Linked DNA regions of Homo sapiens: region 1 is linked to region 2. The links are chromatin loops, found by intact Hi-C in ENCODE. Cell type or tissue: B cell. All regions are shown on one strand. Links, peaks and the distances in the headings refer to the core of each region. The heading gives the core; the rest is flanking DNA.

The links. A loop is a pair of places that touch in the nucleus more often than their neighbours do. Peaks named below come from ENCODE experiments on the same cell type or tissue, not always from the same donor. Only the 100,000 strongest peaks of a DNase experiment are listed, where the experiment ranks them.
Region 1: it touches region 2 in a loop (8-fold over the local background); 3 of 110 quality-filtered maps call a loop at or near these places.

The regions. Positions count from the first base shown.
Region 1 is chr22:38,679,043-38,684,413 of GRCh38, forward strand. TOMM22 (translocase of outer mitochondrial membrane 22) reads left to right here and starts at 2,915. Exons shown (of 4, transcript NM_020243.5): 1 at 2,915-3,053; 2 at 3,281-3,399; 3 at 3,837-3,954; 4 at 4,725-5,371. The coding sequence starts at 2,937. The coding sequence ends at 4,799. It overlaps TOMM22-DT (TOMM22 divergent transcript), which reads right to left and starts at 2,814. Exons shown (of 2, transcript XR_007068097.1): 1 at 2,684-2,814. RefSeq lists enhancers at 2,703-3,902, 2,949-3,018 and silencers at 2,749-2,818, 3,209-3,258. In B cell, for the core only: a CTCF peak has its summit at 2,845; a DNase peak (open chromatin) is centred at 2,889; H3K4me3 peaks cover 1,468 bases; H3K27ac peaks cover 1,303 bases.
Region 2 is chr22:38,753,364-38,758,690 of GRCh38, forward strand. SUN2 (Sad1 and UNC84 domain containing 2) reads right to left here and starts at 2,635. Exons shown (of 18, transcript NM_015374.3): 1 at 2,400-2,635. RefSeq lists enhancers at 1,449-1,518, 3,777-3,916 and silencers at 2,009-2,358, 2,469-3,018. In B cell, for the core only: no CTCF peak of the experiment used is centred there; DNase peaks (open chromatin) are centred at 1,268, 1,828, 2,708, 3,598 and 1 weaker place; H3K4me3 peaks cover 3,750 bases; H3K27ac peaks cover 4,350 bases.

The DNA of each region.
Region 1 (5,371 bases), core at 89-5,088, 74 kb before region 2:
TAGCCAGGCTGGTCTCGAACTCCCGACCTCAGGTAATCCACCCGCCTCAGTCTCCCCAAGTGCTGCAATTACAGGCATTAGCCACCGCACCCAGCCCCGCTCTTTTTAAAAAAGTAACCTTTTTAACACAGGCAAAAAAGCATAGTTCATAAGTGTACAGCTTGATGAATTACCCAAAATCAACACAGACCTAAGAGAACCATAGCATCCCAGAAGCTACTCTCCTGCCCCTTTCCAAAATTAACCCCTTCAAGGGAATCACTGTCCTGACCTCTCATCATAGATTGGTTTCTGCCTGTTTTTGAACTTTATATAATGGAATCATACAGGAGTACCCTTTTGTCACATGAAAACTGTCTGATAGGCCAGACTCACGCCTGTAATCCCAGCATGTTGGGTGGTCAAGGAGGCTGGATCACTTGAGGTCAGGAGTTCGAGACCAGCCTGGACAACATGGCGAAACCCCATCTCTATTAAAAATAGCCGGGGCCATGCCTGTAATCCCAGCTACTCAGGAGACTGAGGCAGGAGAATCACTTGAACTCGGGAGGCAGAGGTTGCAGTGAGCCGAGATTGCGCCACTGCACTCCAGCCTCCATCACAAAAAACAAACAAACAAACACAAAAAAGTGTCTGATAGAGATGCCCTGTCCAAAGATGAAAGGGAGGCCTGGGGACTGTATCGGAAGGAGTGTGAGACACAGGACAAATGCTCATTACTGCATCCTCATGCATCACAGAAGGATTTGGACTCTCCCATCCTGGGAGTCTCTGATTCCAGGTTCAGTTGGCTAAAGGTGTTTATCAAATTACCCTGTTTAATAACATGGGGCACATTTTAAAAAGAAGCACTTACATCCATCATATAGGCAAAAAGTAAAAAGATGGATAACACCTAATGCTGGGGAGGGTGTGGGACAAGGACATTTCCATTTACTGTACTATTATGAAAGCATCTGATAGAGGCTGGGAGCAGTGGCTCATACCTGTAATCCCAGCACTTTGGGAAGCCAAGGCGGGTGGATCACCTGAGGTCACGAGTTTTAGACCAGCCTGGCCGACATGGTGAAATCCCATCTCTACTAAAAATACAAAAAGTTAGCCAGGCATGGTGGCACACACCTGTAGTCCCAGCTACTTGGGAGGCTGAGGCGGGAGAATCGCTTGAGCCCAGGAGGTTGCAGTGAGCTGAGATCATGCCACTGCACTCCAGCCTGGGCGACAGAGCAAGACTCCATCTCAAAAACAAACACACAAACTCAAACAAAAATTTATATCTGCATACTTTCTGACCAGCTCACCTACTTACTAGAAATCTATGTACTATGCCTCAGTTTCCTCATTTCTAAAATGGGGATAACAGTGCCTACCCCAGTGAGCTGCTGTGAAGATTAAAGGAGGACACACCGCACCCACCCACACCCACAGGCACCAGAGCACCTGGTATTTAGGTGTTAACTCTTACCTTTGTTTGGTACATAGGGAAGATTTACCTGATGTTTTCCCAAAAGACCTGCAAGACACTAATTTATTCCTACCAAGTAAAACATGGCTCAGGAAAACGAAACTGGATCAGTGTCTCTCTAAAACAGCCCAAGAAGCAGGCCAAGGAGATGGACAAGGAAGATAAATCTTTGGCCCTGGTCACAGGCCGAATTAAGAAATCCGGCAAGGTGGGGCGCAGTGGCATAGGCCTGTAATCCTAGGACTTGGGGAGGCTGAGGCAGTCGGATTGCTTGAGTCTCGGAGTTCAAGACCAGCCTAGGCAACACAGTGAAACCCTGTCTTTATATATATATGTATGTGTGTGTGTGTGTGTGTGTGTATATGTGTGTATGTATATATACATAATACGTATATATGTATACGTATGTATATATATACATATATACACATACCTATATACACATATATACATATATACACATATATACATATATATACATATATACGTATATATATACACACACATAAAATATATATTATATATAATATATAACTATATATAGGCCAGGTGCGGTGGCTGATGCCTGTAATGCCAGCACTTTGGGAGGCCGAGGCGGGCAGATCACTTGAGGTCAGGAGTTCAAAACCAGCCTAGCCAAATGGTGAAACCCCGTCTCTACTAAAAATACAAAAAATTAGCGGGGCGTGGTTGGTGGTGCATGCTGAGGCAGGAGAATCGCTTGAACCTGGGAGGCGGAGCTTGCAGTGAGCCGGGATCACACCACTGCACTCCATCCAGTCTGGGCGACAGAGCGAGACTCCGTCTCAAAACAAAACCAACAACAACAACAACAACAAAAAGCTAAAATCTTACAAAAAGCGACCTGTTCCACTGTCCCTTGGGCCTGCGGTGATGGTGGGCCTGACTCCATTCGTCTTTAAACATCTCTATTCCCGGCCACATCTTTGGCCACCTATGCTCGAATAAAGTGTTGTCTTGGAGCCTGTTGTAAATTTAAGAATAAACTTTTGTTAAAAAAAAAAATACAGTGGCTCATCATCTCTTGAGTTGTTTTCACTCAGCCACTCCTACCTTAGCTGTGAACTTAAAGTAAAACAAGCCCCCAGAATCTTGCCAGAGTCAGCCCTTTGATCTTTGTTCTCCCCTGAACTCTATTACCTGGAATTAAAACAACGCATTTGAAAAAAAGAAAAACAAGCAAGTTTCTGAGCTCACCCTATACCCGCTGAACAGAATGACTGCGGTGGCGCCCCAGAACCTCTCACAGGCCTCTCAGCTGCTGCTAATGCCCGCCGAAGCCCCGACGCCCGGATAAGGCCAGGGCTGCCGGACCCGCTGCGGGCACTGGAGGACCCGGGGCTAGAGGGCGCCGCTCTCGCCCGGCTCGCGCCTCGGCTCCCGGAAAAGCAGCTCTGTCCGCCGTTCGGCTGCGCTCACCTCCTTTCCGCTTCCGGTGTCCCCTACAGTCATGGCTGCCGCCGTCGCTGCTGCCGGTGCAGGGGAACCCCAGTCCCCGGACGAATTGCTCCCGAAAGGCGACGCGGAGAAGCCTGAGGAGGAGCTGGAGGAGGACGACGATGAGGAGGTACTAGGGCCTCGCGGGGTGCAGAGCGGGAAGCGGGCCCGCTCGTGGGTGTGGGATCCGCGTGGTACGGGATCGGAGCGAAGCGGCTGCTTTGGGAGGCGGGGTTAGGGGCCCTGCTGGGCCCTGGGTGCCCTAGCTCCAGTGGGGCTCGGCGGCTCCCAGTGCCGCAGCGGGGCCAGGAATGGATGTCGCTTTTTCGGCTAAGACCCGCGTCTACTCCACCACAGCTAGATGAGACCCTGTCGGAGAGACTATGGGGCCTGACGGAGATGTTTCCGGAGAGGGTCCGGTCCGCGGCCGGAGCCACTTTTGATCTTTCCCTCTTTGTGGCTCAGAAAATGTACAGGTAAGGAACGAGGGCAAAGGCACTGGGTACGTGCATGGGATGGTCGTGGTGCTGTGAAAGAACACGGGGTTTGGAAGCAGCAGACCCGTGTTGGGTGACCTTGGGCTTGTACCCTATCCTTTCTTAGTTTCCTCTTCTGTAAAATGGGGATTCTTACCTGGCAGGGGAGTTGTGGGGGTTATTTCAGATTGTTGGAGATAATTAATGAATAAGGAGCTTTGTAAGAACTCAGGAGAATGTTAAACCGCCATCACTAGATGATACAGCTACCATAGCTGCTCCTCCTGTCTCTGGTAGGAGTATGGTGTAAGGAGCGGGTAGAATACGTTTATCAAAAACATTGGAGTATGTAATGTGAGAGGTTTGGTTACTGGGTAGTTCTTGCCTGTTTTGTTTGCATGTCTTCATGCTCACCCTCTGGGGATTTTCCTCTGCAGGTTTTCCAGGGCAGCCTTGTGGATTGGGACCACTTCCTTTATGATCCTGGTTCTTCCCGTTGTCTTTGAGACGGAGAAGTTGCAAATGGAGCAACAGCAGCAACTGCAGCAGCGGCAGGTGAGCCCAGACCTTGGGCTTTTTGCCAGTGGTGGAGACGCAAGTTATTTCACTAACACATTGGTCCCCAACCTTTTTGGCACCAGGGACTGGTTTCATGGAACACAGTTTTTACATGGATGGTGGGTTGGGGGTGGCCGGGGGTCGGGGGGGGGGTTCTGGATGATTCAAGTGCATTACATTTATTGTGCACTGAATTTCTATTATTACATTGTAATATATAATGAAATAATTCTATAACGTAGAATGAGTGGGAGCCCTGAGCTTGTTTTCCTGCAACTAGACAGTCCTGTCTGGGGGTGATGGGAGACAGTGACAGATCATCAGGCATTAGATTTTCATAAGGAGCTTGCAACCTAGATCCCTCGCATGCACTGTTCACAAGGGTTTGTGTTCCTATGAGAATCTAACACTGCTGCTGATCTGACAGGAGGTGGAGCTCAGGCAGTAATGTGAGCGATGGTGAACAGCAGTAAACACAGATGAAGCTTCTCTCACTTGCCTGCTGCTGATCTACTGCTGTGTGGCTCAGCTCCTAACAGGCCATGGGCCAGTGCCAGTCCACAGCCCAGGGGTTGAGGGCTCCTGTTGTAGCACCTGAGTTGACCAACAGTTAATGTGTGGGTGGGGATTGGGATCGGGCCCATGCTCTTTTAGTTGTCTGACTGTGCTTTCAGTATTATTTTTGTAGACGTTGGCCCCATCAGGTATGGTGAGAATAAGCTCTCTAGGCCTGTATGATGCCTTACACCCCTCCTTTTCTTTTCCAGATACTTCTAGGACCTAACACAGGGCTCTCAGGAGGAATGCCAGGGGCTCTACCCTCACTTCCTGGAAAGATCTAGATTGTTATTGCTGTTTGAGCTGTCTCAGTGGGATAAGTTTGAAATTCAAGTGTTTGAACTGCTGATAATTTGGATTTTTTTTTTTTTTTAACTTTGGCACATTGATCTATCTAAACCTGGTGGGGAGAATTATCCCCACATTGTCTCATGGAAAGACTCAACTTGCAACTGTGCCCTCCACACTATCCTTACTTCTGTCTCCACTCTGATACCAGAGTGCAGCCATGCAGATGGTTATTCCAGCTCTGGTCACCCGACTCCTTTCACCAAATTGCTCCTAACTGGAAGATCTCACTTTCCCCTTGTGGGGTAGGAACCGATGCCAGTGGGAGGGATGTGCCCCTGACCATTAACGACTGTTTTTTTTTTTTTTTTTTAAAGAATGGAGTTGTTGGGGCAGGACATGCACACAATGTGAAACAGACAAAATGCATTACACCTGTAGTGTAAAGTGGCCACTATGAATCCCTATGTATGAGAGGAGGGAGGCAGGCTGCAGCTTCAGCCACAGAATGGGGACTATGGAAGACAGCAGGAGCTCATTTCCTCTGCACATTTTGGCTGTTAGACCT
Region 2 (5,327 bases), core at 1-5,000:
CGCCACCGGGACTGGCTAATTTTTGTATTTTTAATAGAGACGGGGTTTCGCCATGTTGGCCAGGCTGGTCTCGAACTCCTGACCTCAGGTGATCTGTCCACCTCGGCTTCCCAAAGTGCTGGGATTACAGGCATGAGCCACCACGCTCAGCCAAAAGGATTTTTCTTTTCTTTTCTTTTAATAATAGAGACAGGGTTTCACCAAGTTGGCCAGGCTCCCACCTACGTCCTGATGGCGCTTGCACTGTCTGTCCCCACGGTGCACACTGTGCTGCCACATCTTGGTAAGATGATGATAAAATGGTAAGTGTCTGCTGGGACCGGGCTCCTTGTATACCTCATTTATATTATTAGAAGCAAGGTAGGTATCATTACTCCCATCTACAAGGGAAGAACCTGGACACTGAGGCAATGGGTAACTTGTCCACAGTCCCCAGCCTGTAAGTGCCAAAGCCAGGGTTTGGGCTCAGCTCTGACAGGCTGTAGGGCCTGGGTCTTTCTACTCAGGCATAAAGTTTTCCAGTTGTTTCAGGAATGTATTGAAGATTCTAGTTGTGTGTCCTCAGCTAGAATCTTTTTTAGCCTCACACATGCGCAAAACAAGGCTGTATACAAACTTGTTACACAACAAATATTTGTTAGCAAACTAACAAAATAGGGAGGAGGAGGGCAGCATGAATTACAGTCAGTTCCGGTCACCATGTGGGGCAGAAATCAAGGCTCTGGAACTGATAATGAGGACAAAGGAAGCCAAAGTGCAAAGATCTGGCAAGAGGTAGCATTCTGTGACATGAGGAAGATTAATGAACCACTCAGGTCTAGACACCCGAATTCAAAGTCCCCGACTGCCAACATGGGGAGTCTCAACGTTAGTGCCTCTGCTGGCCCGTACAACAAAGTCACTTGGGAATTCCTAGCACTTGCTTGTGACTTTTGATCACTTCTAATATTCCTGGTTGATACTTAAATGACCAGTTCTCTGGGTTGTGTGGTGAGTATAGAAGTCCACTTCCCAACCCAGGCTGCAGAAACCCGAAGGTCTGGTTAGTCCAGCTAGAAAGTCCTCCTCTGAAAAACAAGCAGCCTCATGTCCTGGCCTTGTTGGCATCTTCCCAGGTCAGACGCCCATCTGGCATCCCCTCTACTTTTAGCTGGTGTTGGAAAAGGGACCGATTGGTAGTAGGAAAAGCAGGAAGTTGGCCTGGGTCCTTGTCTCTATTCCTGTCCTTATAAGGTAATCTCCCCTCCCCCCTCCCTGCCCCGCCCGTACGGTCCCTACCTGAAGGCTCCAGCTGCCCACACAGGGACTCCTCTTAGCCTCTGTCCTGCTGAAGGAGGTGACACCTTTGCCCAGGGCAGAAACAAGGCAACATGTTTATACCATACCCAAGCTGCCGCTGGGAAGAACTAAATATTCTGATGGAGGTTGAGCGGGGAGTGCTGAAAACTGTCAGCACCCGCCTCCGCCCTCCCAGAACTCCCAGAGATGCCTCTCAGTCTTTCCTGCGGCATCCTGGCATCACAAAACAGTTTACCATTGAGTCTGGGTTTCACAAGATGAAAAAGGTCGAGGCCCCATTCTCCAAAACAAGAAGTGAGCCTCTGGGAGCTGAAATCTACTACTGCGAATCATAATAGACACCACCCCCGCCCCACCTCCTCCCTAACAATCAGTTAGGAAACGCTCATCGGAAAGCATCCTTCCCCACTTCTCAGCTGGGCGACTTCCTTTCTCAATTCCGCCCTTCCCCATCACAAACATCTCCATCCATCTTCAGACTTAAACCAGATCTGGGGCATCTTCCTCGTGACATTTCCACTCCCTGGGCACAGCCAGGCCACACGCCCTTGTGGGACCTGCCAAACGCCCGGTGCTAACTCCCTCTGCCCTCATTCCCACAGGCCAAACCTGCAGAAATTGTCACCAAAGGCGCGCCTCCTGGCTCTCTAAGTCACACCGCGCCCCCCATTGCTTTGTTTTGTTTTGTTTTAGAACTGAACAAAACGGGCCTTCCTCTGAGGCCCTGAGTTCTGACAGGCAGAGGCTGGGAACTGCCTGTCCCTGGAAACGGCCTGTCTGGCACAAAACCCGTAGGCGCTGCCCGGGGCCGGGTTGGGGCAGTCGGCCTTTGCCCTCCTCCTCCCGGGAGGCTGCCCGGGAAGTCCCGCCCGCAGACACCGCCCTCCCGGCTGACCAGTGGCGCGGCAGGCGGGGCGGGGGCCAGGAGGTGAGTCAGGGCGCGGGCCGCGGACCCGGGTGGAGGCTGGATCCGGCCCAGCACGTCCCGGAGAGGAGGAAGCAGGCCTGGCGGCGCGGCCCCGCCCGAGTGGCCCGACGGTGACCCGGGGTCAGGCCGGGCCGCGGCCCCCCAACCCTCTCCTGAGCTCGCCCGCACTCACCTGCTGCCGCGGCGGCTTCTAGCCCGGCCGGGGGCGTCCGAGGCCAGGCCGCCGCCGGGGCGCGCCCCCTTTCCGCGTGGGGATCCCGCGGGCGGCGCTCCGCTCAGGGCGACACAGCGGCCGGGCCCGGGGCGCGCGGGCACGCGAAGAGCGGCGACGCGGGACAAGGCGGGCGGGCGGACAATGCGGCCGGCGGAGGCCCGCGCTGCGCGAGTGGGGCCGGGCGGCGCGCGTGTGGCCGACTCTGTATGTGTGCGCCTGTCAGTCAACGCTGACAGGCCGCAGCCCATTGGTCAGGCCCCGCCGGCCGTCACCGCCCACCGCCGCCACCCATTGGCCGGTTTGAACACAAAGCCCCGGCTCGCCCCGCCCTCGCGTGGGCCCCGCTGCCCTGCGCGCTCAGCCTAGGAGTCCGCGCGTGGGAGGCGCTGGGCGGGCGGGGACCCCGGGCTGCGGGAGGACGCGACGGGAGCCTGTGCTGGGGCTCGGGCTCAGCAGGGCACTGGACTCCCGATCTGGCGGCTCAGAACACCTGAGACAGCTCTGAGCGCTCCCACGCGCGCCTGCAGCCTGGTTCACCAGGCCGGCGTCCGAGGGGAGGGTGGGAGCCCTGGGAGCGGCAGCGCGCGGGTGGCCCTTGGTGCACTCTCGGTGAGGCTGTCGAGGGCTTGCTCAACACCCGGCACCAGTGCCGTTGTCCTCTTAGCCGGCCATTTCTACACCCATTTTTCAGACAAGGAAACAGGTTGCTAATTTGGGGATTCCAGACATGCTGGGAGGCCCTGCCTCTTCCCAAGCTTTACCCAGAGCACCCAAGTTTCACGACAGCTCTTCTATTTTTTGTTTGTTTTAAACAGATTTTCTATTTTATTTAAATAGAGACGAGATCTCACTATGTTTGCCTAGGCTGGTCACGAACTCCTGAGCTCCAGTGATTCTCCCGCCTCGGCTTCCCAAAGTACTAGGATTACAGGTATGAGCCACCGCGCCCGGCCAGCTCTTCTGTTTTAAGGACGGTGCTTGCTGCACTTGAGCTGTGGGAAGGCAGGGCTGGCCACTCATTCTTCTACCTTACTCAGACTTGGAACGAGTGCTCAGCGTTTGAGTAAAATGCTGCCTGACTCCGGGGGTCCTGTTCCTTGGCTCCCCATCCGCCAACTGTACAGATAGAGCAGGTGCACAGCTTGGGATGAATCTCTTTCTGTGCCAGCCCTTCTAAGGGCAGATGAACAGTCGTTATTTTACTTTTAAAGTACCAAGAGGAAACGAGACAAGAATGACAAAATCACCGAGGCAGGAACAGGAAGGCTGTGGGGTCGGAGGATTGAGGAAAGGCAAAACCCTCATGCTAAAGCGGCTTCAGCCCAACTCCAGACAAGAACAGTCCCCTTTCCTGGGCCTCCATTGCCTGCTCTGGAAAGAGAAGAGTCTCCTGCTCTTCCACCCTCCTGGAGACCACGGTGCTGGCCATTATCACTCCTAGGTTTAGACTGCAAGCTCTTTGAGGACATGGACAAGCTCTCCAGAGCCTGGTACCGAGCCTGGCTCTGGTCTGAGTGTCTGCTGGATGGAGCAATGAAAGGAGAATTCAAATCAGACGTAGGGGCAGCATCCAGGTAGGGGAAGGGCCTCTCTGACTCCTCATCTCTGGGATGCGCAACTCCAGAATTCTGTCCTAACCACTTCTATGGAGTTGCCACATCCTACCTCCTCCATTGCACAGCCTGCTTCCCCCTCTCCGGGGGTCCTGGCAGACAGGGGGGTCTGGCCTTGCTGGGGTCGGGGGGGAGTCCAGGTCCCCTCCCAGGATGTGCTGAGTGGATATGTGAGGCTCATGCCCACAGGCTGACTGAAGGCAGGCCCCTCTTAAACTCTGCATCCTCTGGGGGCTGGGAGCAGGCAGAATAATGGTCGCTACAGGAATTCGGTACTAATGCTTGGAATCTGTGACTGTTATCTACATGCAAAGACTTTGCAGATGTGACTAAAGATTTTGAAATGAGATTATCCTAGATTATCAGGGTGGGCCCTAAGTGTAACACAAGTAACCCTTTAAGAGAAAGATAGGGGCTGGGCACTGTGGCACACGCCTGTAATCCCAGCACTTTGAGAGGCTGAGGCAGGTGGATTGCTTGAGCTCAGGAGTTTGAGACCAGCCTGGCCAAATTAGTGAGACCCCCCCCCCCCACCACCCATCTCTAAAAAAGAAAAACAAAAAAAGAAAATAATTAGCTGGGCATGGTGGTGTGTACCTGTAATCCCAGCTACTCAGGAGGCTGAGGTGGGAGGATAGCTTGAGCCTGGGAAGTCAAGGCCACAGTGAGCCAAGATCAAGCCACCACACTCCAGCCTGGGTGACAGAGCAAGACTCTGTTTCAAAACAAACAAAAAACCAAAGAGAGGCAGAGAAGACGAGCAGAGGGCAATGTGACCATGGAGGAAGAGATTGGAGTGATGAAGCCACAAGCCAAGGAATCAGAATAATAATAAGTGTCCTGTGTGCCACACCAATGAGCTCTGTGGCCTTGGACAAGTCAATGGGGCTCTCTGGCCTTCATTTTCTCTTGCATGAGGGTCACATGGGCAAAGGACTTCTGAACTACTTCATCCCAAAGGGGTTTTATCACCATGATCTTTGCGGGGAGACGGGAGGAGGTTGGGCCCTTGGTTTGTCCTGGACCCATCATCTGTCAGGTGGGCTTCTCTGTGCTGCCAGAGAGCAGGGCCTCCCCTCTAACACCCCACGTGATGGTGGAATGTGCTGTGTGCCTGTCTGCCTCCCCCATGGACACTGGACAGTGACAGGTCGTGGTGGGTGTTCAGCGTCCTATGAACACGAGTTAAGGAAGAGCCTCCAGTCACCTGCCTGCAACCCAGGCCAGCTCCACATCTCCCTCCCTGCTGTCAGCATCAGTCAGCAGCCAGGGT